5 separate regions of the Mus musculus genome follow, and all the other regions are linked to region 1. The links are chromatin loops, found by intact Hi-C in ENCODE. Cell type or tissue: heart. All regions are shown on one strand. Each heading gives the region's core, and the rest is flanking DNA. Links, peaks and the distances in the headings are about the cores only. Region 1 has its middle 4.8 kb from the start of Psmd1. Region 2 holds the start of Ncl (nucleolin). Region 3 has its middle 11 kb from the start of Armc9. Region 4 holds the start of Armc9 (armadillo repeat containing 9). Region 5 has its middle 12 kb from the start of Snora75.

Evidence for each region. Hi-C counts contacts between places; a loop is a spot of excess contacts. Peaks named below come from ENCODE experiments on the same cell type or tissue, not always from the same donor. Only the 100,000 strongest peaks of a DNase experiment are listed, where the experiment ranks them.
Region 2: it touches region 1 in a loop (6-fold over the local background); 5 of 42 quality-filtered maps call a loop at or near these places.
Region 3: a loop joins it to region 1, with 2.3 times the contacts of the local background. A loop is called at or near these places in 8 of 42 quality-filtered maps.
Region 4: a loop joins it to region 1, with 2.8 times the contacts of the local background. A loop is called at or near these places in 6 of 42 quality-filtered maps.
Region 5: a loop joins it to region 1, with 4 times the contacts of the local background. A loop is called at or near these places in 4 of 42 quality-filtered maps.

Annotation. Positions count from the first base shown.
Region 1 is chr1:86,056,801-86,062,891 of GRCm38, forward strand. No RefSeq gene overlaps it. Among named protein-coding and RNA genes, the nearest start is that of Psmd1, 4.8 kb to the right of the region's middle. In heart, for the core only: a CTCF peak has its summit at 2,830 (motif pointing right); a DNase peak (open chromatin) is centred at 2,791; H3K4me3 peaks cover 745 bases; H3K27ac peaks cover 613 bases.
Region 2 is chr1:86,356,548-86,362,638 of GRCm38, forward strand. It overlaps Ncl (nucleolin), which reads right to left and starts at 2,908. Exons shown (of 14, transcript NM_010880.3): 1 at 2,659-2,908; 2 at 1,560-1,676; 3 at 410-905; 4 at 9-194. The coding sequence starts at 2,676. C130036L24Rik (RIKEN cDNA C130036L24 gene) reads left to right here and starts at 3,037. Exons shown (of 2, transcript NR_015507.3): 1 at 3,037-3,460. In heart, for the core only: no CTCF peak of the experiment used is centred there; DNase peaks (open chromatin) are centred at 2,524 and 2,964; H3K4me3 peaks cover 3,602 bases; H3K27ac peaks cover 3,022 bases.
Region 3 is chr1:86,140,973-86,147,063 of GRCm38, forward strand. No RefSeq gene overlaps it. Among named protein-coding and RNA genes, the nearest start is that of Armc9, 11 kb to the right of the region's middle. In heart, for the core only: a CTCF peak has its summit at 3,437 (motif pointing left); DNase peaks (open chromatin) are centred at 2,409 and 3,229; H3K27ac peaks cover 393 bases.
Region 4 is chr1:86,149,952-86,156,042 of GRCm38, forward strand. It overlaps Armc9 (armadillo repeat containing 9), which reads left to right and starts at 4,829. Exons shown (of 25, transcript NM_030184.2): 1 at 4,829-4,892. In heart, for the core only: a CTCF peak has its summit at 2,835 (motif pointing right); a DNase peak (open chromatin) is centred at 4,790; H3K4me3 peaks cover 1,404 bases; H3K27ac peaks cover 1,363 bases.
Region 5 is chr1:86,336,087-86,342,177 of GRCm38, forward strand. No RefSeq gene overlaps it. Among named protein-coding and RNA genes, the nearest start is that of Snora75, 12 kb to the right of the region's middle. In heart, for the core only: a CTCF peak has its summit at 3,545 (motif pointing left); a DNase peak (open chromatin) is centred at 3,575; H3K27me3 peaks cover 3 bases.

The DNA.
Region 1 (6,091 bases), core at 743-5,742:
AAAGGTGAAACCTCATCTACCTTCCTTCTGGGCTCTCTAGCCATGACTCTGGCCCAAAAGTTCAGCTGGGCTTAGAGCACCCTGCTTAGTCCTTGTAACCAAGTCCTCATTTTGGGTTCTAGTTTCAGAAACTGGGTCTGTCTCTTAGCCCCAAGCTCTTTCCCTTCATTGACAATGAAGGAGGTTTTCAAGTTGCTGGTGGCTTCATCATTGTCCTTACAGACTAACTTCAGTCTGGCCTATAGTCTCTGTGGACTGCCTACTCCAGAACTCCTAGTTGTGGGGACGGCCACGCTCAGCTCCTTGCCCCCTGACAAGAGGGTATCTCCTCCTCAACCTACCTAGAGTCAGGCCAAATGGACAGCTCCAGAGAGTAGGCAAGACCCTGAAGGGGCCAAACATGAGTCAGAGTGGCCAAAAGAAATCTATGGCAAGGCATATGTGAAACCCTCCATTTTCTAGTAGCCACCTTAGGAAAAAAGGGGGCAAAGAAACAGATAGGATTCATTTTAATCATATGCGGTTTTTTGTTTTTGTTTGTTGAGATAGGGTCTCACCATGTAGCACTTTCTGGCCTAGAATTCACTAAATAAACCTGGATGGCCTCAAATCCTGGAGATCCATCCAACTAGCTCTGCCTCCCGATTGCTGCAATAAGGGTATGAGCCACCACACCCAGCTTAACATACTTTCAAAGAACATTTATTTAATTGTGTGTGTGCCTGGGTATATATAAATACACCACGTGCAAGCAGGAGCCCACAGAGGTCAGAAGAGGTATTGGATCCCATCCCTAGGAACTGGAGTTATTGATGGTTGTAAACTGCCAAGTGGGTTCTGGGAATTGAACCCAGGTCCTCTGCAAAAGAATATGTGCTCTTAACTACTGAACTATCTTTCCAGCCTGCTCCTCCTCCTCCTTCCAGCTCCCTAGTGTCTTTCCTTGTCGTTTTTCATCTCCTTCCCTTGCAACAGGGTCTCTCATTGAGCCTGGGGCTCACCAGCTTTCACTTAGGCTGGTGGCCAGCAAGCCTAAATGATTCTCTTATCTCCTTCCCCGATATGTGGGTGCTAGAGATCTGGACTCAGGTCACCATGCTTGGATAGCAAGCTCTCTTACACACTGAACCATCTCCCTAGCCCCACACCTGATTTTAGGCAGTGCTGGGGATAGAACCTAGGGTTTTGTACAAACTAGGAAAACAGGCGACCAACATAACTACACCCACATCTCATATATACTCTAAGACCGAAATTGTGTTTCAGTTGGAAATTGCTAATAAAGCATTTTACATTTTTATAGTTGATGTCTTACTATTTAGCCCAAGCTAACCTTGAACTTAGCTATGTAGCTCAGGCTGACCTTGAATTCATAATGCTCCTGCCTCGGCCTTCCAAGTACTGGCATTAAGTGTGAGCCCCCACATTGTCTCCACTTCGTTTTCCATTTGGTTGTGTCAAATTACTGATTCCTATGAGAAATTTACAGCTTAATTCAGGGCCGTGGAGATGGCTCAGCAGGTAAAAGTGACCCTGCCAAGCCTTCGTGTCTGAGGTGGATCTGTAGGACCTGCATGGTAGTGAGAGAGAACCTGGGGCTAGAGAGATAGCTGAGCAGTTAAGACCCCAGTTCAGTTCCCAGCACCCACATGATGGTTCACAACTACTTATAACTCCAGGTCCAGAGAATCTGGTGTCCTCTTCTGACCTCTTCCATCAGCAAGCATGTATGTAGTACACATACATATATGCATTCAGACAAAGCACTCTACATATGAAATAAATACATATTTAGCATATGTATTTATTTTCAGAAAGAGATAAGCGGCTCCTGCAAGTTATCCTCTGACTTCACGTGCTCGCTGTGGCATGGAAAACACTTGATTTGTATATAGAGTCCATTAAATCTAGTCATAAGAATATTCGCATCCTCAAATTGTTCCATATATGAAGCTTTTCAGTAACTGAATTGGAAAGAAATTCAATGAACCAAAATTAATTTGACATACCAGTCGTGTACATTAATTCCAAAATTTTCTACTTCAATATAAAAATGTAATGTCAACTGATTCAAGTTAAGTACAACTTGCAGTTTAGTTCCTTCCTGGCATTAGCTGCCTTGGAGTGGTCAACATGATGTATAAGTAGCTCGGTGGAAGAGCACCTGCCTAACATGCACAAAAATACAATGTGACTGCTTTTGTAAACAGCGATGAGCACCAGGAAAATACTAGTGACTAAAGGAGTTCAGGGTAATTTTTAACCCCCACTTACTGAAGGGTGACTGGCCATCCCAGAGAGAGAGGGCCAGGGAATGGCAAAATAGAAAGCACGTAGCTGTAACACTTGGACATCCCTCTGCCAAAACCCTGTGCCCCTCCAGCCCCTCTCCCCTGTCTTCAGTGATCTTTTTGGTGCCTCAGTCTACACACGCCAATTTCAGTCACGGAGAGGCGATTGGCCTTTGATCAAGCAACCGCATGGAGAGATTCATGCCATTGGCTGCGGGTCACGGTTCTGCTCCTTAAAAAAAAAAAAAAAAAAAAAAAAGTGTATCTCTAAAACCACTTGGCGCTGGTCGTCAATAAAGGAACCCTAGCAGGGTAGCTGAGTTGCTGGTTGAGATCCGTGGTGGCTACGGGTTACTACCATTCGGCAGTAGAGACCAGGAGCCCCGGGGTTAAGAGCCATAGAGCGGCTCTACCACAAAACAGGCTTGCTGGATTTGCTAGGTCTTTGGTTACTGCCTAACACTGCAGCACAAACAATTGGCTGGGAAATCTGGGCGGAGCTTCCACTCGAGTCCTCCACCAGCAGGGGCCTTGAAACCACCAGAGGGCGCTGTAAAACCAGCCAAATCTGCCTTCCTGCTGACCAGGCCTGCCACCTAGCCCCTAATACAGGTGAGGCCATAGCGAACCTGGAGTAGGCTCTGAGATGTTTTATGATCCTCCTAAATTTTGATCGCTCCTTAAGAACAGAGTGCACTCTGTAGGAATCCTTTCTGTCATTCCACTATATCCTCAGAAGTTGAGCTCATTTGAATCCTGGAAAGGGCAGAATAGCTGTATAAAGCTCAGATAACTTTGTGGCAATGACAAGCACACCATCTAAACTGTAGACACAATGCTTCTCCCATATGGGACAGAAGTTGCAAACTAGTCACCTTCTGTTTTCAATGTGTGTGTGTGTGTGTGTTGGGAATCAAACCCAGAGCCTCACCCATGTTAGGCAGGTACACGACTACTGAGCTACACACTAAACTTCAAAAGGATTTTTAATCAGTTGTCAGCACACCAAATTCCAGAGCTGGGGCTATGATGTTCGCATAGTTGTCATTATCCACATTTACTGTGCAAGGGGCAGTGGATTCCCTGCAAACACTGCAAAAACAAATAACTAACTGTATGTAAAGTACAGAGATAGGGCTGCTCTAGGGTCTGGTTGGGGGGAAGGTTATAAGGAAGAGTATAGCCAGAGGCATCAGAGGAGTCCAGAGCAAGGAGAGAAAGTAGTAGACAGAAGATGGCCGTGGTGCTGGGGGAAGGGGGGCAGGGAGGGGGCTCAGGACAAAAGAGAGAGAGGCAAGCGAGAGGGGACCAAGAGAGCACATGGCCAAAATGGCAGTTATATAAGAATGAGAAGCTGGGGGAAGGAGCCAGGAGTTTAGGGTAGGGGGCAGGATGGAAGGAGCTGGTACACACAGGTACAGAGTCACCCTGGAGGCCGGCATTCACTTTGGTATGCTAATAGGCACCAAGCCTATTAACTCTTTGTTTCTTTTGGACTTGACAATCAATAAAATTTAATAACTAAAAAATGTCCTGATAACACATGAAATTCTTATTTCTGGCTTTTCCTGGAAAAAGCATTGGCTTCACAATGCAAGCCTGCATTCGTGCGCGGCATCCATATAAGCCCCATACCGGCTGCTGACCTGAATTGGTCCATTCGCACTTTATTTGTCAGGGGTCCCTCTACTCCCCGTTACTGCCTTGGATGATGTCGTTGTCTATGGATTCTCACCCTCCCCCCACCTTATCTTTTGTGGTGCTGGGGATCTAACAGGGCCTTGAGCATGCTAAACAAGCACATCTACACTGAGCTGCACTCCCAGCACCTGAGCTCTGATTTTCTCTGAAGTATTAGGTAGGGACTTGGGCTACGACCTCTCACACATGTGACACAAGGGCTCTACCACTGAACTGGATCGAAGGCCTTTGAGCTGGTTGGTTGTTTTTCATAGAGCTTTTGTTAATCCAGAGGATGGGAGGAGAAAAACCACCGACCCAAATCATCATGACCAAATTAACTAAAGCAAGCAATTAATTAAAGCAAGCCTTTGTATTTGTGTCCACAGGCTTGCTCCCCCTAAGGCAGGGTTTGAGAGGTCAGCATTGGATGTGGGGAAGTCAAGGCTTTCTACAGCACAGGGGTAGGGGATTTGGTGGGCAAAATAGGAGGGGGGGTCACAGGAACAGAACATTATAATAAGTCAGTCCTGATGACCTCCTCAGACAAAGACAAAGGTGGGCAGAGCAAGGTAGTCATAGCAACAGTCATAACAAGGTAGTCATAGCAACAGCTAGTCATAACAAGGTACTCATAGGTGGTCCTATAACCTTTTGAAACACAGGAAGGGTTGCAAGATGGTTGAAACAAAGACATGATTGCCTGTCGAGGGCCATACAGGAGGAACGTGGCACAGAACCATTTGTAGTTAAGGTTACAAGTCGGGCAAAGCCTTGAGAAACAGGCTTAATCATAAACAGGAGGGAACCTAGTTTGTCTTTACTATAAGATGGCTTTGAAGCCTAAGATGGAGGCAGGCTGGTTCTTCACTTCACTCCTGTATGACTTTGTGGTATTTGCTTGTGACTTCCTAGGGGTCTTTATGTGAAGGTGTCTCTGTAGAAGTGTACCCCAGACACTCAATCTGCTTATCTTTTATGCACTCCTCTTTGGTAAGCGCCTTTCAACTTGAGTCATCGGCTCAACTCCTTTAAAGGAGTTTGCCTTTTGCAAGTATGATTTCAAAGTACTAAATTATTAAAAAGTACACACACTCAAGTATGTCACCAATCACTTTTAATTTGCTGGCAACTGCAAAACACTGCTTTGTTTCACTATGTTAGATTTTGAGAAGGCCACAGAAATAGGTTTCAGTCACTGCTATCCAAACAGCTTGGTGGTGAGAAGCTAATGGCTCAACAGAACTGTTGGCCAGGGCTAAGACTAGATGTTAAAGTGATTACGGACCATGACCCTGGATTCGATTCCTGGTAACTCCCCATCATACACAGATCACTGTTTACCACTAACCTTTGTCAAAATTTTCTCTGCATTGACTAGTGAAGTAAGTCTACTGATGAAGCTGCTACCTGAGAGTGACTAAAGAGACAACTCGGTGATTAAGAGCACCGGCTGCTCTCCAAAGGACTAAGGTTTGGTTCCCAGCACCCACATGTGGCTTACAACCATCAAGGGACCTGATGCTCACTTTTGGTTTCCAAGGGCAGTAGGCATGCATGTGGTACAGGGACATGGACAGACGGACACACAGACACACGGACACATGGACACACAGACACACACATACATCATCCATATACATAATTTTTTAGTTAAAGAAGAGAGTAAGTAAAAGTCACAACTGTCATTTCAAAATCCTGAAGATACATTAGGAACTTTTTGCTAGGAGGAGAACAGAATATACAGCATTGTTTCTTCCTTTGACATTTTTTTCCTATATATTATCACATACTTCTGTTTTTGCTTTGTTTTTTAATATTTCTGTGTTTTTAATTTATGTATTTGTTTAATGTATGAATGTTCTGTCTGCATGTACACCTGCATGCCAGAAGAGGGCATCAGATCCCTTTATAGATGGTTGTAAGCCACCATGTGCGATTGCTGGAAATTAAACTCAGGACTTCCGGAAGAGCAGCTGAGCCATCTCACCAGCCCGTTGTTTTGTTTTTTTGAGACAGGGTCTCTCTACATAGCACTGGCTGTCCTGGAATTCACTATAGACCAGACTGACCTTGAATTCACAGAGCTCCCTGGCCTCTGCCTTCTGAATGATCGACCA
Region 2 (6,091 bases), core at 312-5,311, 300 kb after region 1:
ATGGTTACCTTCCTCCTCTTCTTCCTCATCATCATCTTCGTCATCCTCTTCCTCATCATCCTCATCCTCGTCATCTTCATCCTCTTCCTCATCATCCTCCTCCTCAGCCACACTCTTGGCTTTCATAGGAACAACTTTTGCAGGAGTTTTCTTTCCTTTGGCTGTTGTGATCTCCATAACTTCTTCCTCAGAGTCTGGAAGAAAGATGGCAAATCAGGCAAATGTATTTGCTACCTACCAATCCAGACAAGATAAATGCTACAAATACTTAAAAAAAACAAAAACTACTTAGCAAATGAAAACCTATTAAGTTATGGAAAGAACTAAGAGCACAAAATGAGTTTTTAATCTAATGAAACAGTGAGGGAATGTACATGCAGTACCCTAAATATCCTAAGATCTAACTCACCATCTTCCTCCTCTTCATCATCATCTTCCTCATCATCTTCATCCTCATCATCTTCCTCATCCTCTGAGGCAGGAGCAGCAGGAGCTGCTTTTGCTGGCTTCACTCCTTTTACTATTGGTGGCTCAAACTCATCCTCTTCCTCATCATCTTCATCCTCATCGCTATCATCTTCATCCTCTTCATCTTCATCCTCATCACTGTCTTCCTTCTTGGCATTCTTACCGTTCTTAGCCCCCTTAGCTGGAGTGGCAGCTCCCTTTTTACCAGGAGTTGGTACCAACGCTTTTGCTTGTGCAGCTCCCTTCTTACCCGGTGTTGGAATGACTTTGGCTGGTGTAATGTTTTTCTTAGCTGGTGTGGCTACTGCCTTTTTGCCTGGGGTCACAGCTGCTTTCTTAGCTGGTGTGGGAACTGCAGCCTTTTTTGTTTGTGAAACAACCACCTTCTTTGCTGGGGTTGTGGTAGCCTTTTTGCCTTTTTTCTGAGGGATGACAACCTTGAAAGCAAACAAATCATAAGCATTCCTTTATACCCAATGCTACATTAAGAGACTAACTTTGAGCACAAGAAAATGGACATTAGATAGGCTTAAAAAAAAAAAAACAAACAACCAAGAACTGGAGAGATGACTCAAAAGTTAAGCACATGTGTTACTCTTGTAACATGTAACATTCACATGTGGCTTTAACTCCAGTTCCAGGGGATCCAAGTACATTCTAGTATGAGGGTACCAAGCATGCTTAATGGGTGCGCGCACACACAAAGATAAACATTAAACCCTGAAATAAGGAGACATGGCTTTCAATACTTTAAAAAAAAAAAAACTGGACTCAGCACCTGAGCTTTTCTAAGAAATCTGATTGAGCATGACCATAACAACGGTCTTGAGACAAGGTTTCACTATGTACTACTCCCTGCTTGCCTGGAACTCAAAATTCTGCCTGTTTCTGTCCCCTGTTTTGCCGACTGTCTTGCAGAAGGAAGGAAGGAAGGAAGGAAGGAAGGAAGGAAGGGAGGGAGGGAGGGAGGGAGGGAGGGAGGGAGGGAGGGAGGAAGGGGCTTGCCATTCAACCATTTACTACATATCCTGTATTTCTAAGACTTCCAGACATTCAATTCCACCGGTTTATTGCTGCAAATAGCTTCTTACCTCCTCTTCTCCACTGCTGTCATCTTCATCTTCTGACATTTCTTCATCTTCACTATCCTCTTCCACCTCCTTTGGAGGAGGAGCCATTTTCTTGGCCTCACCGTGGGTTTTGCCAGCCTACAAACGCACACAAAAATTGCACGCATTTTCAGTCACTTTGCCTTTGGCCACCACCTTTTTCTTACTAAAGGACACAAGCATAAAGACTTCTTCTTGGCCAGGCATGGCATTCTCCTGGCAGTTTTTTCTGCGAACCGCGCATAATTTTTTTTTCCTTCTCACAGATAACTGAGCAGACAGAACTCTACACCAAGAAACAGCCACAGGTTATAAAGTCTCCTAGTCGTGGCCATCTATTTTCTGGCATCTTCCACAAAAAAAAAAAAAAAAAAAAAAAAAAAACCCAGTTAAAGGGATCCCTTTAAGTTATTTGCTGGGGAAGGGGGTATCTCGAAATCACCTCTTAAAGCAGCACCACGTAACCCAACTGCTTCCCACTTTCTCTCGCTTCCAGCCCCACCACGTGGAGTCACCACGCCGCCACCTCAGGGGTCCACCACGTGTCCATCCCGGTCACCGGCAGAGACAGCAGATCGCCGGGCCACCCATCCATCCCCACGCTGCCGTCCCCCTTTCCGGGGTACTACAGACACTCCCCCACTGCCCCGGGTCGCGCGACACGTGCGGGGCTCCGCAGAGCACGTGGCGGGCCGCGCACCAGAGCACGTGCGCGGGGAGGCGGGGCCCCGGGACCGCTCGCCGCCTAAGGTTGGCCCTCTCTTCCCACGCCGTGCCCCTATCCGCTCTCAGCTCCTCCGATCTCTCCTCACACCGTCCCCTCCCGCCCGCTACATCCGAACCCTCGATATCGCCCTCCCGGAAACCTGCCTCCGCTCTTCTCATCCCCCTAAGTCAGAGGGCAAGCACCGCGAGACCTCCCGCTAGTCGCGCGAGACTTTCCCCCCCAGCATGGCGCCCTCGAACGCGCCCGGGATTGCGCGCAAGCCCTCCTCCCCTCCGCGACGGACGGGCGGGCGCGCGCGCGTCCCTCCGAAAGCAGGGGCCTAGTCGTCCGCGTCGGCGCGCCAAGGCCTCTTACCTTTGCGAGCTTCACCATGGTGGCGGATTACGGCGGCGGCGCGTGTGGAGAGCGAGCAGCTCGGAAGAGCTCAGCGGAAGCCACACGAAAGCGACTGCAGTAGCGGGTACCGACGACTCTGGAGCACGTACAACCGCCTGCCAGCTACAGCTAGCGTCTGAGGCAAAAGACTGAGCCTGCCCAGTAATCGCCTCTGGAAAGGCGACGAAGGGGGTCCTCGTGACTTCGGCTCCACCAACCAGAGCTCGCGTCCGTCCCCGGAGCCAACCGCGAGCCTTAACGCGGGGCAGCGTGAGGCGGGCCTAAGGCTTGACGAGGGCGGGGCTCTTAGGGGCGGGGCCTGACGTCTGCTCCTGAGGGCGGGACTCGTTTGGGCCCAGGCGGACGTTGACTGGTCAGTGTGCGGGTCCTTTGAATGCTCCTGAGCGCCGGGCTCTCCCCACGCCTGCGCAGTGGGACGGGCGAGTTTGGCGCGGCTTGTGTGTGAGGCGCGGGTAGGTGGCGGCGTGGCCCGGATTCCCTCAGGTGTTCCGAGGCAGCATGGGCGGCGATGCTCAGGTGGTCTGGGCGTTTCTCGGTGCTTTCCCCCGCGCCGCGTGGTCCTGCTGAAGAACGCCGGAAGGCCTAGGGTTCCCTCGGGCTGATGAGCGGGCCTCGGCCTGTTCTCCGCGGAGTCGCGAACGGCTTCTTGGCTATGATGCGAGTCCCCGCTTTCCTGAGAGCTCCTAATAAAAGCAGTTGTGCGTGTGTGTGTGTACGAGCAGTGCACAAGCGATCCATGTAATGTCGGTGACCTCTCGCGGTAGGTATAACTCCAGGTTCAGAGAGGTGACTTCCTGGTGTGGTGGGGAGAAGTACTCGGCCCGCCTGTGACCACGCTCACAGGTTCCCTCCATGGCGGGGGGAACGAGAGAGTTGTCTGGCGTTGCTTTAAATGGATTGCAACCAACTGGTTCCAAGCATAGCACACAGGCGCCCTTCATCAGCTAACAACATCCACTAGAAATGACCTGTGGAGTTTTCGTCCGGAGTTGAGATAGGACTTTATTCTTTACTGTCCTAGAGCACACATGTAGACCATGTTAGCCTCGACCTGTATCGGCACGCCTGGCCCGACCTAGGAGATGTTATTTTATGAGACAGGTTTTCTCTGTGTATTCCTGGCTGCCCTGGGACTCACGCTGTAGTCCAGGCTGGCCTTGAACTCAGAGATCCCCCTGCCTCCCTAGTGCTGTGATTAAAGTCATATGCCATCATACCTGACTTCAACCTCGGGAGATTTTAATGCGAGTGGGATGTGTTGAGTCCCCAAGTTTTTTTATCTGAACTCGGGCCTTTGGAGATAAGTAGAAATAGTCACTGTGTGATGCTTACTTACTACGGCCTTCCCAACGCGGTGGAGGGCAGCCACAGCTACACACCAGTGCGCTCTTGTCAGGGCAGGAGATGGCGAACCCGAGTTGTGGTGTGGGGGCATTGTCTTTATAGCGAGACCGGTCACACCTTGTACTGTATATTATGGAACCAAGGGAGACTCTTGGGTAGAGAGGTAGGAAGGGTGGTGTGAGGAAGACTCTAGATATTTCCAAGCAGAGCAAGCTAAAGGCATTCGGGAGGAGACAAGAAGATGAGCTGTGAGTGTGAAATGACTTGGGTGACATGGCTTCCTTTGTCAATCCAATCTATCTGTATGGGCTATCCTCAGCCCTCTGGTGTACAGTGCCACTAAGAGACCTCTGCTTGCACCCAAGGTTAGTTACACTCTCAGATATCAGCTGCCTAGTACTTTTCTTGGCCATTTATTGTTCATTTGCCCCTTCCCCAGACAGCACAGACTGTTGTCTGCTTTATTCTTGGTACCTAAAGCATTGCCTGGCATATGATAGTGTTGGAAATTACTTGCTAACTGGAGTGAACAGAAGTTTGAGTGCACCAGCAGCAGGGACAGCTTGCAGGATTTGGTGTTTCTGTGGAATCAACACCTAATCCATGTGTGATGCTTATACAAATTATAATTGAATATAACCATATCATATTGGATCCCCAATATCCCTGTAGAAAGCATGGGGTGGCAGCATATAACTAACAACTCCAGCACTGGGGGTTACAGGGAGCAAGGACAGGAGGATCCCTGGCATCTGCTAACCAGCCTGTCTAGCCATGAAAGGTGACCCTGCTCAAAAAAATAAGATAGAGGTGGTGTGAGGATGTTAGTGCCTGTCTGGTATGCACAAAACCAAGATCAGTAACTGTCCAGTTATTATACAAATAGAGCCAAGTACCAGGTTCTATTTCAGCTCTTTAGAAATTTTAAATTAATAAATGTATTCAAAATAGACTAAAAGCATCGCTGCTCACAGACATGAGGGCAAAGAGCAGCAGTTCTCAACGTGTGGGTCTCAACCCCTTTGAGGTCAATACCCTTTTATAGGGGTCATATATCAGATATCCTGCATACATTGCAATTCACAGCAGCAAAATTAGTTATGAAGTAGCAATAAAACATTTTATGGTTGGGGGTCACCACCACATGAGAAACTGTATTAAAGGGTCACAGTCTTATGAAGGCTGAGAACCACTGGCATTGAGTTAACTTGGCCAGTTACAGAGCTAATAGGAGATTGGATGTGTATGTATGTGGGGGGAGGTATGCCTGAGTTCAAATGTAGAGGCAACAGGTTAATCCGGGGTGTCTTTTTCTATCACTACCTTTTTTTTTTTTTTTAACAATCTCATGTATCCCAGAGTGTCCTTGAACTTCTGATTCTTTTGCCTCTCCCAAGTGCTTGTATTTCAAGCGTGTGCTACTACTTATGGTTTATGTTGCTCCGGAGATTAATCTTGACTTTGTGCATGCCAGGCAGGCACTAACCAACTTCCCCAGCCCTTCTCTACCTTATGTTTTGAGCAGGATCTCTTACTGAATCTCACCTTTTATGGTTAGATAGGCTGGGAAGCATATGCCAGAGATCTTCCTGTTTCTGCCCCCCCACCCCCCAACCCTACCCCAAGTACTGGGGTTACAGTTTTTGTGCTGCCCACCTCATGCTCTTTACAGGGATATCAGGGATCTGAACTTGAGTCCTCATACTTTCAATGTAAGCACTTTATCTGCAGAGTCATCTGGCAAAGAATAACAAAATCTCTAAGTCAGTTCCCCACGTTAAAGGTCCTACTGTTTATTTAAATGTGCTTCTCTCTTAGTTGTAGCATCTGATAACACAACTCAGCCATTTTTTTTTCTTTCTGACATGGTCTTGTTAGGTAGCCCAGGTTGGCTTGGTCTACTGATGGTTTTCTCTGTCAACTTGACAGAAGCTAGAGTCATCAGAGAGAAAGGATCCTCTACTGAGGAAATGCCTCCCTGAGATCCAGCTGTAAAGAATTTCCTCAATTAGTGATCAGTGTGGGTTGTGCCATCCCTGGGCAGGGT
Region 3 (6,091 bases), core at 589-5,588, 84 kb after region 1:
GTCCTATCCCACACTATCTTTATGCTGATGAAAGGTTGGCACGCACCTCCAGCTTCTGGACCAGGCATCCTCGTGTGGGCTGTCTCATGAGCATAGACAGCATATCTGAGCACACTTTCTACTCAGCCTTCTCCACCGCTTTGAGCTGATGTCCACCCTTCCACCTTGCTGCTCACACCAAAGGCCCAGCTTTCACCCTTGACTCAGCTCTGAGCCTCCACAGTGACTACCACTCCACTCTCCTTCACCACTGCTCACGACCCCAAGTGAGTCTGCCTCCAGACTCAGCACACTAATCCTTTCTCCAAATCCAGCTTTGTAAATCATGTGGGTCTCCTGCTTAAAAGCTTGCTGAATAATCTCTGAGTCGCCTGTTATATGAGCATCTGTCTAAGGCCCTCTGCTGCTCATCTCTGCAGCCTCTCATTTGCTCTAGTGCCTTCCCAGTTTCTGTCACTTGACCTTTCCCTATACCATTGCTTCTACCTTAATGCACAACTCTTTGGACTTCATTATTTTTAAAGACTTTTGAGGCAGACCCATGGAGGCTAGAAGCATCCAATTCCCCAGGAACTACAGTTGCAGGCACCTGTGAGCTGCCAGACTTGTGTCCTCTGCAAGAGCAATATGTACTCTTTTTTTTTTATTTTTATTTTTTTAAATATTTATTTCATGTATGAGTACACTGTAGCTGTTTTTTTGTTTGTTTTTTTTTTTTTGTTTTTTTTTTTTCCAGACACATCAGAAGAGGGCATCCTATTACAGATGGTTGTGAGCCACCATGTGGATGCTGGGAATTGAACTCAGGACCTCTGGAAGAGCAGTCAGTGCTCTTACCCACTGAGCCATCTCACCAGCCCTTTTTATTTTTTTTTAATATTTATTTCATGTATGAGTACACTGTAGCTGTTTTTTTTTTTTCCAGACACACCAGAAGAGGGCATCCCATTACAGATGGTTGTGAGCCACCATGTGGTTGCTGGGAATTGAACTCAGGACCTCTGGAAGAGCAGTCAGTGCTCTTACCCACTGAGCCATCTCACCAGCCCTTTTTATTTTTTTTTTAATATTTATTTCATGTATGAGTACACTGTAGCTGTTTTTTTTTTTTTTTCCAGACACACCAGAAGAGGTCATCCCATTACAGATGGTTGTGAGCCACCATGTGGTTGCTGGGAATTGAACTCAGGACCTCTGGAAGAGCAGTCAGTGCTCTTAACCGCTGAGCCATCTCTCTAGCCCCTCTCCAGCCCAACTCTACTGTTTTACCTCTAGATCCAACAGATATGCAGATGGTTCTTGACTCACAGTGGTTTGTATCTGATAAATCTGATAAATTGAATATATGTTTTATACATCTACTATACATTGTAGGTTAGCAACACAAGACCACCCAGGAGAACCAGTTGCCTGCCTTTGTGACTGCATGGCTTCCACATGCAGTCACTTTGTGACTGTGGCTCTCGCTACTACCACCCAGCATTTCCAGAGGGTTGAACTATACATCACTAGCTCAGGAAAGACCCATGGTAGGGACTCGTGGTAGGTCAGCACACACAGTGGGGTACCCAGGCAGCTCTCTGGCCTGTTCTCCCAGCGGGCCTGGCCTCTGCAAAGTGCTCAGCCTCTACCCTATAAGGCCATGTAAGGACTGAGCAGTCAGAGAAAACGAATAGCCTCCCTCTTTAGCGGAGCTGACAGCTTCCTGAAACATTGTGGGTGGGGAGGGCTGGGACTGAGATAACCCCTTTCCAGAGCCTCGACTCTGCTGTACTACATTTTGAGGCACTACTAGCTGGAGGCAGGCTCTGGGTTTGCTCTGGACAAGGCAGACTCAAATGCAAGTAAGGAAAATTGTTCACAATGAGTTTGTTACTTGCCTCCAGATGGATGCATACATTCCCATGGACTGATGGTTCTAGAGAACATGAGTCAGGAAATTAGTGCACTGGGAACCCTTAGAACCAGAATGAGGGTTAGAGAGGGTCCCTTTTCTTGCCTTTTTTTCCCACACCTGGGTTCTGGGTTTGGCAAGGGCTGGTGTCAACGGTGAAAGGCCTGTGCCAGAAACACAACTATTCAAATGTCTAGATAGCTTAAATAAGCTTTCTGGCCCAGATGGAGACTGATGCTAAGAGGCCAGGTTATATCACCTACCATTCTTCTCAAGGCCCTTGGATGCAGCTGTGGGTATGTTAGTGCCCTCATCTCCCCAGAATGCTGACGTCATTTCCTTACCCGAACTCAGCTTCAGCCTTCCAGGTTCTTCAGTGAAAGGCTGGGAAGAAACTGACCTCCACTTCCTCCTCCATTCGCTGTTGTTCTTGGAGCTCCAAATGTTTATTTCCTAACCTTTTGATAGTTCACTCAGGGAGGGACCATCATGACAGAAGGGAAATGGAGGCACAGGACAGGGTGGTGACTCATCCAGGTCATCCTGTGTCACACACATGCTGCTTTGGGTAGAAACCTGGGTCCGGGCTGTGTCAAAACAGAAAAGGGTCCCAGCAATCAGTTGAGCCATGTTTTTTTGTCCTCTAGTGCCTCACCCACCCACCAGGGAGGATATTGACCTGAGCCAGGCCCTGTAGCTAGTGGAAGAAACAGTATCTGTGGGTCTCTGCTGGACTGCCTTGATCTAGGGTCCGAGCAAGCTGTCCAGATCCAGTTTTTAAGTAAAGCAGCCAAGGAGAGCATCTTTGTAGAAACAGGGACCTTAACCACCCAGAGCACTGGAATTTTAGGAAGCCAAGGGCAAGATCCTCAGCCACCGTGGAGGCCCCGGGAGGTCCCAGTGGATCCTTTTGTTCCTTGGCACTCATGGGTTACACAAAGAGGACCGCGCCTCAGTCTTAATCCACTGAGAGAAACAGACAGGAGGACAGTAGGCCCATTCTCACCCTTCCCGAGCAGGCTCTGCCCCTTGCAGTTGAAGTCTGTCTGAAATGTTCTGTGCCTACCCAAAGACACCTGGATCTCCCAAGCCTTTCTGTCCTTCTATGAGCTGAGAATGGGAAGGAAGGTGGTGACCTGGCAGGCTGAAGAGGCCCTGTCACAGGCATGGTGGATGGACTTGAACACAGGGTGGAGGCACCCGAATCGTCAAAGCTGGCAGAGGTCGGAATGGGAGGAAAACATAAGCCGTGGCTGCCAGTTTGATTTTCTGGAAACGCCTCTGCCTCCAGACAGCCAGACTAGCGAGCTGAGCCAGGGTTCCTGGAAATGAGCGCTGGGGAAAGGTGGTGGCGTGGGATAGGATGGCTGTTTCCCAAGATCCCACCAAGAGCCCTGCTGGCCCCATCCTTCCTAGGCCCAAGGTTATGGCAGCGACACCAGATGTCAGGCCACAGGGCAAATCTGCCTCTAGCTGGGTAGAGGCAGAGGTGCTGGGCTGGGAGTTTTTTAATCCCAAAGGGCAGCGGATGCTCCTAGCACCACCTGCCGGTCGGTCTGCAACCCCACCTCATCTCTGCATCACCAAGACCACAGCCCCAACATAGGAGCCCTCCTCACCCCAGTGACAGAGGATCTGCATGACCAGCTAGCAAGTTCTAAGTTCTCTCCAAGGCTAGCTACACGTGAAGAGCCAGTCCAGGGTCGGTTCTTTTGATTTCTTTGCTCACCAGGTCCATCGTTTTGTATTCTGGATTCAGGGACCCGTCTACATCATAGGCATGGTTCTGGATTCCAGAAGATGTTTACATTTTATCTCTGACCACAGGTTCAGGTCGGTTCCTGAGACAACCAAGTATATCTAGAGAAGTGAAAGTTGATGCACTTCTCTATCCTGTCTATCGTTAGACTAATTAACCATTTCCTCATTAACTCAGTTGTCACGTTTCAGGCCGCTTCAGATCATCTGTGAGTCCACTCCAGAAGCCATCATCATATTATAAAAGTAGGTATGGGGCAAGTAAGACTGGTGTTTCGGTTAAGACTACAAGAATGTGTGCCTGGCTTACAGGAACCCCTCTGGAGTATCCCTTCCAAGAGAGACAGAGGGTATGGAAACTGAATGTACTTTCCATAAAACACTACTTGCTGGATTTGTTGTTGGTGTTGTTGTTGATTACGATGACAATGGCAACGCTGCTGCTGATGATGATGATGATGATTGGTTTTGTTTTTTCCTCTCTTGATTTTTCAAAACAAAGTTTTTCTGTATAGCCCTGGCTGTCCTGGAGCTCACTCTATAAACCAGGCTGGCCTCAAACTCAGAGATCTGTCTGCCTTTGCCTCCCAAGTGCTGGGATTAAAGTTGTGTGTCACCACTATGACCTGAAATTTGCTGGATTTCAAGGTGTGCTGGCTGCCAGGAAATCACTGTAACATGAACCCTTTAGCATCTACCCCTCCATTCAGTGTGGCTCCTTCTGGACTCTGAACACACAGCCTGCAATGCACTCAGACCCTCACACACACACACCCAAGTTTATTTCTTCCATTCTTTTCCTTTCTTCTCTCTCTTTTCCTTTTCCCCCTCTTATTCTTTTTTTTTTTTAAGTCTTCAACTTGCTTACAAGTGAGTAATAAGCCACTGATATTGTGTCTGTGACTATCAACACCACCAAAAAGTGGAGCAGGCTTGCTTTGAAATCATCATGGAAGCCATGTTTGCCTTTCTACAGATCTCTTTCAAGCCCTGAGGCTTTGTGCTAACCTCATCCAGGTCACCATACTATTAGTGTTGTGATGTGTTTCAACCCCATAGATTCAGCAAAGACATTGCATCAGAGTCCGGGGGGCTCCCCCACCGTCCTTATGTGTAGATGCACCTTCCCTGTCTGCTTCCAAGACAGCTCTTGGGGTAGCTATATACCCAGCTGGCTTACCTTCACCTTCACCGTTTCAGCTGTGAGGAAAAATGAAGTAGCCCTTGGAACAGTGGCTCTCAACCGTCCTAATACCGCTACCCTTTAATACCATTCCTCACGTAGTGACCCCTACCATAATATGTTTCCCCATTACTTTATAAATGTAATCTTGCTACTGTTGTGAATAGTAATGTATGTATCTGTGCTTCCCAATGGTCTTAGGTGACCTTTGTGACGAGGTCATTTGATCCACACAGGGTCAGGACCCACAGGTTGAAAAATCACTGCCTCAGAAGCTAGTAGACCCAAATGGGTCTGAATCCCTGACAAACACTCAAGATGCTTTGTTGGGCAGGAGGGAGAGGTTATTTTTGTGTGTTGGGGAAGAGGAGGTAAATTGAGACAGTGTCTCTTTCGGTAGCCCAGGCTGGCCTCAAATTCATGTTCCGTCTGCCTCAGAGTACTTGGAGTTATAGTCACGCATGCACGTGCCCAACTATGTCAGGGTTGAATTTCTGCACTGTGACTTGGATCCAAGTTTCCTGAAAGGATCCAGCTTAGCCTAAGCAGTGTCTTACTGTAACTCATCTCTAGATTTCCACCTGGGATTTCAGGGGCTTCTACTCCACCCACAGATTGTATTCAGGCCCAGAGCTTGCTCGGACGTGTTCTTTTGTAGGCCTTGCCTACGGGAGCTCACAGACAGCCCAGACCACAGCTAGTTAGGCTTTCTGTGCTCAATCTAGGTGGCTTTAGCCTTTCATCCAATGCGAAGGAGTGACAATTACCAGTCCTCTCTCTGCTTGTGATCTGGGCTCATTGCCCTCTAACAGAGCCTGGCAATCACTTGCTACAGCTGCAAAGACAAATTTATGGGGCCGATGAGATGACTCAGTGGATAAAGGCTTCTGTCTCCAGGCCTAATCCTGGGGATCAACATGGTGGAAAGATCTGACTCCCCCAAACACCATGCATACTTTACACATATATACATAGTAGACAATTAAGCTGTAATATATCTTTGAAAAGGATTGGTTCTAGGGATGGAGAGAAGACTCAGAGGTTAAGATGACTATCTGCTATTTCAGATATCCCCAGCATCCAGCTTATAGCTGTCCACAACTCCAGTCCCATGGGATCTCAAGTGGGCCTCTTCTGAGAGCCTCCAAAGGCACCAGGCATGCATGGAGCACACAAACATGCAAGCCAAATACTCATATACATAAAATAATAAATACACGAATCTTAAGAAAAAGAGAGAAAATATGTGTGTGTGT
Region 4 (6,091 bases), core at 309-5,308, 93 kb after region 1:
AAGACATAGAGCTGGAAAGATGGCCCAATGATTAAGAGCACCGACTGCTCTTCCAACGGTCCTGAGTTCAATTCCTAGCAACCACATGGTGGCTCACAACCATCTGTAATGGGGTCTGCTGCCCTCTTCTGGTGTGTCTGAAAACAACTACAGTGAACTCACATAAATATAATAAATCTTTTAAAAAAGAAAAAACAAAGACATATGCAGAAATGATGCTTTTACTAGCCAGGCCTCTTTGGTTACCATAGAAACCCAGCGTGAACTAGTTTATGGAGAAAGCGACAGTGGATCAGATTGTTGGAGATAGTGTGGCTCACAGAACGGATGGAGGAGCTGCCAGAATGTGGGCACCTCCAGGACCCCAGGGCCTGGGTCCAGGGGCCTGCCAATCCCAAAGATGGGAGAGAGCGCAGACCCCAAACGTCATGGCCACATTAACTAAAGCAAACACTTAATTAAAGCAAGCCTTTGTATTTGTGTCCACAGGCTTGCTCCCCCTAAGGCAGGGTTTGAGAGGTCAGCATTGGATGTGGGGAAGTCAAGGCTTTCTACAGCACAGGGGTAGGGGATTTGGTGGGCAAAATAGGAGGGGGTCACAGGAACAGAACATTATAATAAGTCAGTCCTGATGACCTCCTCAGACAAAGACAAAGGTGGGCAGAGCAAGGTAGTCATAGCAACAGTCATAACAAGGTAGTCATAGCAACAGCTAGTCATAACAAGGTACTCATAGGTGGTCATATAACCTTTTGAAACAAGGGTAGGGCTGCAAGATGGTTATAAACAACTTTTTGAAACAAAGATATAATTGCCATTCCTGGAACATTCGATACAGAACCCTTTGTAGTTAAGGTTACAGTGGGGCATAGCCCACTCCTTGAGAAAAAGAGGTTTAACTATAAACAGGAGTGAACCTAGTTTGTCTTTACTGTAAGATGGCTTTTAAACCTAAGATGGAAGCAGGCTTGTTCTTTGGATTCCAGCCTGGGGATGGTTTAATTTTCTCAGGCTTTGCATGGGGAAGAACATGACTGTAGACTTCCCTGGGTGCCATCTTACAATGGCATTCATGATCACACTTCAGTAGAAAAATCCCTAGGAAGAATGTTAACTGACTCGATTTGGACTTGTTCGAACAGGTCACATGCTCATTCTCAACCAATTACTGTGGCTAAAGGGATGGAGTAAATTTAACCCCAGTGAGCACTGAGTCTGCTCATCTCTGTGGTCAGGAAGGGGGATGAGTTGGGCGTGTTCCTGTTCTGAAACAAGTCAGTCCCGGAGTTTGAGAGCTGGTGCAAGGTACCCTGTGACAGAATGCGGCAGAGCGATCCAGTTGTACAGAGTTCAGCTTACTGGAGATTTACTGAAAGAAGGAATTGCAGCAAGCCCAGGCAGAGCCCTACAATCCAGGTCAACTGATGGTGCTTCATACAGCGGTCAGGACCAAAGTGACCTCATTCGAGCTGGAATGTACCTGGTTTATCTCAAGCCAGTATCAAAGAGCCAGACATATTCCTGGCACCAGGGTCCAGTCCTCCAGGTCTACATACATACCACTCTCGTGATTTGACTATTTATGGCATGCTGAGAAACTATTTGTGGGAAACCAACCAGGATTACTCAAGGGTAACCACGACAGCTATAACTCAACCTGGTTGCTGCCAGATTACACGGAATCTCTAGTTGCCAACCTGGAGAGGGATGCTTCACACAGTGAGCAGATCCCAGCAGTCAGGCAGACACATCTAGAAGCGATGAACTCTGGAGGGTTCCATGTGGTTTTGCTTCTGTGTGTATGTGTGTGCGGTCTATGTGTGTGTGTACATGTACTTGCAGATGAATGTGGAGGCCAAAGGCAGACATAAAAACAGCTTTGATCGGTTTTTGTTTGTTTGTTTGAGGCAAGGTCTTTCGGTGAACTTGGAATTGATCAATTTGATTAGGCTGGCTGGCCAAAGAGCTTGTCTTAGTTTGGGTTTTACTGCTGTGAACAGACACCATGACCAAGGCAACTCTTATAAAGGATATTTAATTGGGAATTGGGGCTGGCTGACAGGTTCACAGGTTCAGTGCATTATCATCAAGGTGGGAACATGGAAGCATCCAGGCAGGCATGGTGCAGGAGGAGCTGAGAGTTCTACATCTTCATCTTAAGACTGCTAGCAGAAGACTGACTTCCAGGCAGCTAGGGTGAGGGTGAGGGTCTTATAGCCCACACCCACAGTGACATACCTACTCCAACAAGGCCACACCTTCTAATTGTGCCACTCCCTGGGCCAAGCATATACAAACCATCACAGAGCTCTAGGGCCATTTCTACTCTGCCTCCTTCCCCCCGTGACTCTAGCACTGGGGATACAGAGGCACGCTAGCAGACCCGGATTCTCTGTGGGTGATGGGGAACTGATCAGAGCCTCACTCTCATACAGCAGCCAGTTTGTCAGCTGAGCCATCTTTCTGCTCCCTGGAGGTGTTTTTGCTGGTCAGAGCTCAGAGGCACAAAGGCTTGGGTTAGGCTTGCTCTCCCCAGCTCTGTGAGTTCTGAGGACCCTCCTCCCTTTTTAGACATTTAAAAATTATTATTAAACATTTATTTGTTGCCGGGCAGTGGTGGCACACACCTTTAATCCCAGCACTTGGGAGGCAGAGGCAGGCGGATTTCTGAGTTCGAGGCCAGCCTGGTCTAGAGAGTGAGTTTCACAAAAGCCAGGGCTACACAGAGAACCCCTGTCTCAACCAACCAACCAACAAAATATTTACATTCATTTATCTTTGTGTGTCCTTGTCTGTTTGTGTACCATGCTTGTGCAGTGCTTGTGGTGCCCAGAAGAGGGCATCAGCTTCCCAGAAACTGGAGTGACAGTGAGCCATCAGAAAGTTATGAGAATGGAATCTGGGTCCTCTGGAAGCTTTTAACAACTGAGTCATCTCTCTATCCCTAAATTTTATTTTATTTATATACTAGTATGTTCATTTGGCTTGCATGTCTGTTTTCATACCTAGTGCATGCAGTACCCTTGGAGGCCAGAAGAAGGTATCAGATATCCTGAAACTTTAAGTGCAGATGGTTGTAAGCTTCGATGTAGGTGCTGGAAATCGAACCCTTGTCCTCCGGAAGTGCTCTTAACAAGCTATCTCTTTAGCCCCAGAGGGCTCTACATCATGTAGTCCATTCTGTCAAAGACACAACCTGGACAGTTAAGAAGATCACACACACACACACACACACACACACACACACACCCCACACTCCCGCCGCCACCCCAAGTGATTGCAATAGGGAGAGTCATGGCTCCATCTAAGACCTGCTTAGAGGAAGGGTGGGATGATTTTTGGTTGGGATGCTTTAACCCTCAAGTAGAAGACCCAGAAATGTTTATTCCTGACTGGTTTCAGGGAGTGAGTTTTGTTTCTAAATTTTACTAATCAACTAGGAGACACAGAATGGGTGTTGCCATGGGTAAACAAGAGGACCAGCTGCTAGCTGGGAATTGAGTTGCATGGGATTCATGAGGAAGAGTGGACAGTTTTATGGGTCCTTCCCAGAACACAAAAGATGAGTTATTTGGGGAAACAAGGGTGTTGACTGCAGCAGTTTTGCAGGTGCACAGAATTCTGGAAAAGCACAACAGTGTTCACCTATAAAACACAGAGCCCGCCTGTTATTCATCCTGGAGACACAGGAATCAATCAGAGCACCTATGTGACTCACTTAGAATGATGCTGGGCACAAATATGGCGTATTCAGCAAATAAAAATTATCCGAAATGTAAATAAAATTGGCTGTTCTATATTTCATCTGATAACACTTGGCACACAGTTAACTGAGAATACTTCTAGGGGAAATTATTTTCAAGCTATATTACCTGGACAGGACATAGGACATAGTACTCTCTTCCTAAATATAGCCTTAGTTAGAAGACATCCTAACTCAAAGAGCATTGACAGAGCAGAGAGCTCAGGAGACAGGGCCTCTGCCCATCCTAGAGCAGCTGCTTCTTCTTTCTTCCTCCTCCTCCTCCTTTTTCCTCTTCCTCCTCCTCCTTCTTCAAAGGCGAGGGCACCTCCCTTCTCAAGTCCTCTGGACAGCCTTGGGAGGCTCCCACCTCTTTTTTTCTGTATAGCCCTGGCTGTCCTGGAACTCACTCTGTAGACCAGGCTGGCCTTGAACTCAGAAATCCGCCTGCCTCTGCCTCCCAAGTGCTGGGATTAAAGGTGTGCGCCACCACGCCCCGCGCAGCTCCCACGTTTTGAAGGCCTGGAAAGTGGTACTATAGAGACTTCTACCACAAAGCCTCAGCACTCCGAGGGGAAGGGAAGGGTTTTCTCTGGCCTTAAGCACTGACTTTGGACCAGAGATTAAAGAGTAGTAGCTCTGAATACACGCAGGGCAGTGGGCTGGCCAGAATTCTGAGTAGTATTTAATGCACGCTCCTTTACTAAATAAATAGGCCCTGGAATCAAACTCCCTTCGTCCGGCTTGGAGGAAAGCGCCTTTAGCTCTAAGCCATCTCGCTGGCCTCCGAATCTGTTTTGTTTTACAAACCTAAATTCATACGGGAAAGACAAAAGTGTCTCTAATACTTCCCGGAAGACTCTGTCGTAGGTGAAAGTGTGGTGCTCGGATCTTACATAGGCAGATCTGAGTTATCGTTCGTCTGCAGTCTAGACTAAAGTCACCCGCACGCCACACGCCTGTACGGCCTCACTTCCGGTACTCACCACGTATGGTACCTCCCACTCTCCCTCCCAGGATGCTCCACGTCGTCTTCGCCCAGCAAGATTGGCCGAGTCGCCTCACGTGACTTCGGCTAGCGGTAGCGGTTGCCCGGGTGACGGCCGGCGAGCTGGCGGTCTGGAGGAGTGAGCGCAGAGCCCTGCAGCAGGTAAGCGCGGCCCTCCTTGCGACTGCACCCTTGACACAGCCCTGGGATCATTGCATGGAGGGCTCGCCTTGTCGGACCCGGTTCCTTCCTGGCCAGGGCCCGAGGCGGCCGCTTGAGCATCCCATTGCTTCCCCCCAGGAGCCCCCGACTCCGCTGCGCTGCGGTGGGGTGGACTTGGAGTGGCCCCGGGCCTTCTCGCTGAGCATCTGCAGCAGGATCTCGTGGCCTGGGGCATTTAGCGCTCTCTCTCTCTCTCTCTCTCTCTCTCTCTCTCTCTCTCTCTCTCTCTCTCTCTCTCTCTCTCTTTCTCTCTCTCTTTCTCCCCCGCCCCCATAGTTTATTAGTAGTCTTCCTTCCCAGCGCCCAGGACACTCTCAGACTTCACTGAATCTAAGTGGAAGCATGTTATTTGCAGGACAAATTCATCTTCTCCTTATCCAGCCAGCTGTAGGCCTGAATCTCTCGCTGATGGAGAGATGGCATCGTCACCGCATGCAAAACACTACAAACAGTTTACTTCTTTCTTCACAAGGTAGATCCTTAGCCCAGAGGTTGTTTGGTCTAAGTTAACTGAGCTAAGGAGACAGGACATCCATCCAACACAGAGGGTTCAAGGGTTGCTTTGAACTCACAAGAGATATACACTTGCTGACCAAGCCTGATGACTTGGAACGCCAGGAACCACACTTCGGAAGGAGAGGCCCAACTCCTGCACATTCTCCTGAAATATCAGCATAGATTTAATCCTAGCTCTGGAGAGACTGTGAGTTTGCCCATGAGATGGGAAACTGTGCTAGTTAGGGTTTCTCTTGCTGTGATGAAGTAGTATGACCAGGAACAGCATAGGGGAAGAAAGGGTTTATTTTGCTTAAGATTCCACATCTTTGTTCATCAAAGGAAGTGAGGCAGGACAGGATCCCGGTTGTGTGAGCCGATATGGATGCTAAGGCCATGGAGGAGTGCTGCTAACTAACTGGCTGTCATCTTATGTACATCCTTATAGCCTCCATGAACTCAGAATTCCTGGTACCCTGACACGTTGCCTTAGTCAGTGTGGTTCCTACCGTCCCCTTTCTTCAAACCATTACTCTGTTTCTAATGAGATGGTGACCTGGGATTCCCTGAATCCCTTTCCATCCAGCTCCAGGCCTGTCTGAACCAGGCTGTCTAACAGGCATCTTGGGGCTTAACGCCACACA
Region 5 (6,091 bases), core at 651-5,650, 280 kb after region 1:
ATGCTCAATAGCTCAGACATCAGTCCTGAGAGCAACAGGACCGTCATGCACAACAAAGAGAGAACTGTCGATTCCTGGAAACGCTCATGTTAGGAGTGATTCTAAAGAATGGGTGCTTATCTGGAAAATAGGAAAATGAGCATATAACAAAGTAAACTCCAGATAAAGAATCAATCATAATAACAGTACTGGAATCTCAAAATAATAGGACCCACATGTAGATGGTTATGCATCTGTGTACTCTGCATAAAGCAACAGTGATAATCACAAAACACAAGGCACCAAACAAAAATATGTGGGCTTCTGGAGCCTACCACACCAAAGAGGTGATGTGAAGTCAGGGCGTTGGCATTTTTTCTAGACTCTGCCCCAGAGTTACCTGGAAACAGCCAGGTATGCCTGACTCACTACACACACACACACACACACACACACACACACACACACACACACACACATGCTGCTTGCCCCTCCTCTCTCTCTTGCTCTTGCTCTTGCTCCTCTTGCCCTCCCCCCTCTGCCCCCTCTCTCCTCATTCTCCTCCCACCTGTCTCTCCGTGTGCTTGTTGGTGGCCAGCCTCTACTCCCCTCTCTCCCTCTCCCTTTCTCAGCATGGGCATGCAGAGGTACCCCCTTCCCCCAACACCATACTGCGCCTCCACCAAACATATCTCTGGCTTCTTTTTTCTTTTTATAAAACACAACACAGGGAGATGGAGGGTGTGGAACAATTGGAAGTGGAAGAGACCCAGGGCAGGGAAAAGAGGACTCCTCAGACTCCGATATTTAAGTTAAGGTGCCCTGTCCTTTCAGCTGATCCTGGAAGAAGCTTCACGCTCCTGTGGCCTTTGATCAGTGGCCAAGATGAACAACTTGGCACAGAGAAAACCAGGCCCTTGGATATGAAAAAGATGAAAAGAATGAAATCCCCCAGGGCAGAAAATGTTCAAAGATGTACCAAAGAAGACGTGGAAGCAGAATCACTAATAAAGTAATTCAATAGCCGGAGAAAAATCAGCCAGCTTATGAGGAAATCTGGGTGAAGCCAAGTCATCCAGCATGCTAACGTTTTCTAGATAAAGCAGTGTCTGTCTGAGATGATTAATCCTTTTTTAAATGATTTAATTAGTTATTTAATTCATAAACAGGGTCTCAACTATGTAGCCCTGACTGGCCTTGAACCCACAACGATCTACCGACCTTTGCCTTCCAAGTGCTGGGATTAAAGGTGTGCCAGCAGAGGATGTGGGGACCCCCGAGACTGTAGTTACAGATGGTTGTGAACCATATGAGTGTTGGGAATAAAACCTGGATTCTCTGGAAAAATAGCCATCTCTCCAATCCCTGGTTTTCCTTCCTTTCTTCCTTTATTTTTATTTTACGTGCATTGGTATTTTGCCTGCATATATGTCTGTGTGAGGGTGTCAGATCTTGGAGTCATAGACAATTGTGAGCCATTGCCATGTGGGTGATAGAAATTGAACCTGGGCCGGGCGATGCTGGCACACGCCTTTAATCCCAGCACTTGGGAGACAGAGGCAGGCAGATTTCTGAGTTAGAAGGCCATCCTGGTCTACAAAGTGAGTTCCAGGACAGCCAGGGCTATACAGAGAAACCCTGTCTCGAAAAACCAAACCAACCAAACAAACAAACAAAAAATTAAACCTGGATCCTCTGGGAAAGTAGATAGTGCTCTTAACAGCTGAGCCATCTCTCCAGCCCCTCTTTCTTTCTTTTCGAGACAGGGTCTTACCATGTAACTTTGTCTGGCTTTGAATTTGCTATGTAGACCAGACTGGCCTCAATTTCAAAGAGATCTACTTGTTTCTGCCTCCTGAGTGCTGGAATTAATGGAGCAACCACCATGCCCAGTTTATCATCATCATCATCCACAATAGTAGTAGTAGTAGTAGTAGTAGTAGTAGTAGTAGTAGTAGTAGTAGTAGTAGTAATTATGTGTGTGTGCATGTGAGTGTGTGTGTGCCATATAGAGTGCATTGTGGAGAGTAAGGAGCATCTTTTGAGCACTTCTACTTTTTTTGTTTGTTTTTGGTTCTTGGAGACAAAGTTTCTCTGTGTGTAGCCCTGGCTGTCCTGAACTCACTCTGTAGACCAGGCTGGCCTTTAACTCAAAGATCTGCCTGCCTCTGCCTCCCAAGTGCTGGAACTGGGCTGGGATTGAAGGCAGGCACCACCACCACCCTGCAGCTTCCACCACCTAAGGCCCAGTCTCTGCCTCTGCGCTGTGTGCTCCAGGCTGACTGGCCCCGGCTTCTGGGCCGTGCTCACAGCTTCACCCCTCGTCTCTCAGGAGGTTCTGGGATATGTGTCACCTGCAATATGTGTCACCTGCAATATGTGTCACCGGATCCAGCTTTTTCTACCCCACATGGGTTCTGGGGATTGAACTTGGGTTGGCAAGATCTCGAAGCTGGCACTTTTACCCATGAGCCATGATGCCATCTTCCCAAACCAGAATTCACTTTTTTTCCTCTGCTCCCCTGACTTCAAAGCAAACACCATCTTCCAGGTTGACAGGAATTGTTTTGTCCTTTGGGTGGGGTTCTGCTCTCAAAACTTTCACAGGCTTTTTTTTTTTTTTTTTTTGGTTTTTGGTTTTTGGTTTTTGGTTTTTGGAGACAGGGTTTCTCTGTATAGCCCTGGCTGTCCTGGAACTCACTTTGTAGACCAGGCTGGCCTCAAACTTGGAAATCCGCCTGCCTCTGCCTCCTGAGTGCTGGGATTAAAGGTGTGTGCCACCACGCCTGGCTTCACAGGCTTTCTTAGATTCTATGAGCTACCCCTTTGGTCTCCAGGGCTGTTAAGACTAACTGTGAGAATGAATGAATGAATGAATGAATGAATGAATGAATACACTGTTAAGTCTCTGTGCTCAAGCCAAGAACTCTCTGTTAAACCCATTAACCTTACACTGTGAGGACCTGCTGTCTGGCTCCACTCTGCCTCTTTGGAAGACTCTATTTCCTTCTTTGGGAATACAATTTCTTTTTCTTCAGGATCGTTTGCCTTTGTGTGTGAGTGTGTGTGTGTGTGTGTGTGTGTGTGTGTGTGTGTGTGCCTCTGTGTGTGAGTGTGTGTGTGTGTGTGTGTGTGTGTGTAATCCAGGGCATGCTGGGCATGTGCATGAAGTGTTTCCAGCCCTGGTCATTTGCTCTTTACTTAATTTCATCATGCCCACCATGCAAAATTACACAGGAGTGCTGAGGCTGAACCTCAGTTGAGGGACTTTGTCTAGCAAGCCTGAAGTTATGCATAAGCCCTGTGAACGGGGCTTGGTGGCACACATCTGTTCAAGACCTTGGTCTCTGTCTTCTACAAAATAAATAGATACCCCTACCTGCTTATACTCTAGTCTGAATTCTGACCATAAATGTAAGTGCTATTACAAGATTGGGAGGGAGAGTGGAAACCAACTAGCCATACACTGGGATGAACAGAGAAAACTACTGCTGCTATCTGTCCCTGGTGTTCAATGAGCAGTTGAGAGCTTAGCAGGTTTCTGTAGTTCCAGGTCGCCCCCTAGTGGTCATCTGCTTTATAACCTCATCAGTAAGATCTCCCCATTGGTCTTTTTCGCCTAGAACCTCCCTGACTTTTTTCTGCAAATCTATAAACCCTTGAATCAATTCTCTTCCTATTCAAATACCTAGAGAGACAAGGTCCTTCCTGTGGGTGAAGTGTGGGGTCCCAGTAGCCCCAACGTTCCTGTCTCCAGGCCAAATTGAGAAGTTGTCCCTGAGGTAACCAGGTATGATGGTTGATTCTGAGTGTCTTGACTGGATTGATGGGAGGCCTAGATAGTAGACAAATTCATTTGAGTTGTGTGTAAGAGTGCTTCTGTAGGACCCTGGCTTATGAGTCTCATTGTAGAGCCCAGGCCATGCTTCTGCCTCCCCCTTCCAAGTGACTAAATTTAACAGGTATGCACAATCATACTCAATTTATGTCTGTCTGTGTTTAAAGACACCTTGCTAGGGTGGGAGGGGTAAAAATAAACTTACTGAGTATACTTTATTGGTTCCTTAGCATTGAACTTATGGCCAGAAACACCATGCTGAATTTTCCCTGGAAGTCATATCACAACTTTTTTGCATTAGTAACCCAACTCAGCTCTTTAGAACTGCATGTAGGGACCACATTCAACAGGGAGATTATCAATAAAAAGTACAACCTGTGAGCTGAAGAGATGGCTCAGCGGCTAAGAGCACTGGCTGCTCTTCCAGAGGCCCTGAGTTCAATTCCCAGCAACCACATGGTGGCTCACAACCATCTGTAATGAGATCCAATGCCCTCTTCTGGTGTGAAGACAGCTACAGTGTACTTATATACATAAAATAAGTAAATATGTCTTTTAAAAAAAAGTACAGCCGGGCATGGTGCTGCACGTCTTTAATACCAGCACTTGGGAGGCAGAGGCAGGCAGATTTCTGAGTTTGAGGCGGCCAGCCTGGTCTACAAAGTGAGTTCCAGGACAGCCAGGGCTATACAGAGAAACCCTGTCTTGAAAAACAAAAACAAAAATAAAAATAAAAACAAAAACAAAACAAAAAAAGTACAACCTGAAAAAAAAATGGGGACTAGAATTTTTAAAAACATAACTATTTATAGTATGAAAAAGGGAAATAGTAAGAGATCACTGTTGATAAACCAAAGATTTTGCCAGTCTGTATGCCTTTAAATGGCATATATATGCCTGTAAGTGGCATATACATATACACATATACATACATACACACACACACTGTATGTGTGCAGGTACCCATGGAGGCCAGAGGAGGATGTCAGAGCTCCTGGAACCGGAGTTAACAGGCAGCTGTGAGCCAACATATACATCCTGGAAATTGAACCTAGGTCCTAACAGCAAGTGCTCTTAACTACTGTGCCATCTCTCCAGCCCCTCAAGTCACAAAAAAAAATTTTTTTTAAGAAAAGGTTTTATTTATTTATTATATGTAAGTACACTGTAGCTGTCTTCAGATCTCATTATGGGTGGTTGTGAGCCACCAAGTGGTTAATAAGATTTGAACTCAGGACCTCCAGAAGATCAGTCAGTGCTCTTAACCACTGAGCCATCTCACCAGTCCCACAAAAATTTTTTTTAAAGATTTATTAAATCTTTAGTTTATTTAGCTGTCTTCAGACAGAAGAGGGCAATGGATCCCATTACACTTGGTCTTGAACCACCATGTGGTTGGTGCTGGTAATTGAACTCAGGTTAAGAGCAGTCAGTGCTTTTAACTGCTGAGCTATCTCTCCATCCCTTGAGTCACACTTTTTTTTTTTTTTGAGACAGGGTTTCTCTGTGTAGTCCTGGCTGTCCTGGAACTCACTTTGTAGACCAGGCTGGCCTCGAACTCAGAAATCCGCCTGCCTCTGCCTCCCAAGTGCTGGGATTAAAGGCATGCGACACCATGCTCGGCAAGTCACAAATTTTTTTGGGGGGGGGGGTGGGAGGAAAAGGTTTATTTGGCTTAAACATCTACATTGATGTTAAGTAGTGAAAGAAGTTAGGACAGGAACTCAAACAAAGCAAAATTCTGGAGGCAGAAGTCAATGCAAAAGCCAAGGATAGGTGCTGCTCACTGGCTTGCTCCCAATGACTTGTTCAGCCTGCTTTCTTATAGAACCCAGGATCACCTACCCAGGTATGGCACCACCCACAATGTTCTCAGCCCTCCCCACTGATCACTAATTGAGAAAATGCTGGACCTTATGGAGTCTTTTTCTCAACTGAGGTTGCTTTCTCTCTGTTGACTATATCTGGGATGAACTACAATCCAGAATTGGAAGGTTCACCTGTGATCCTAATCTGGAGGCTGAGAGACACAAGTTTCTTTCTTTTATTTTTAAAATATTTTTTTATTATGTATTTTCCTCAATTACATTTCCAATGCTATCCCAAAAGTCCCCCATACCCTCCCCCCAACTCCCCTACCCACCCATTACCACTTTTTGACCCTGGCGTTCCCCTGTACTGGGGCATATAAAGTTTGCGTGTCCAATGGGCCTCTCTTTCCAGTGATGGCCGACTAGGCCATCTTTTGATACATATGCAGCTAGAGTCAAGAGC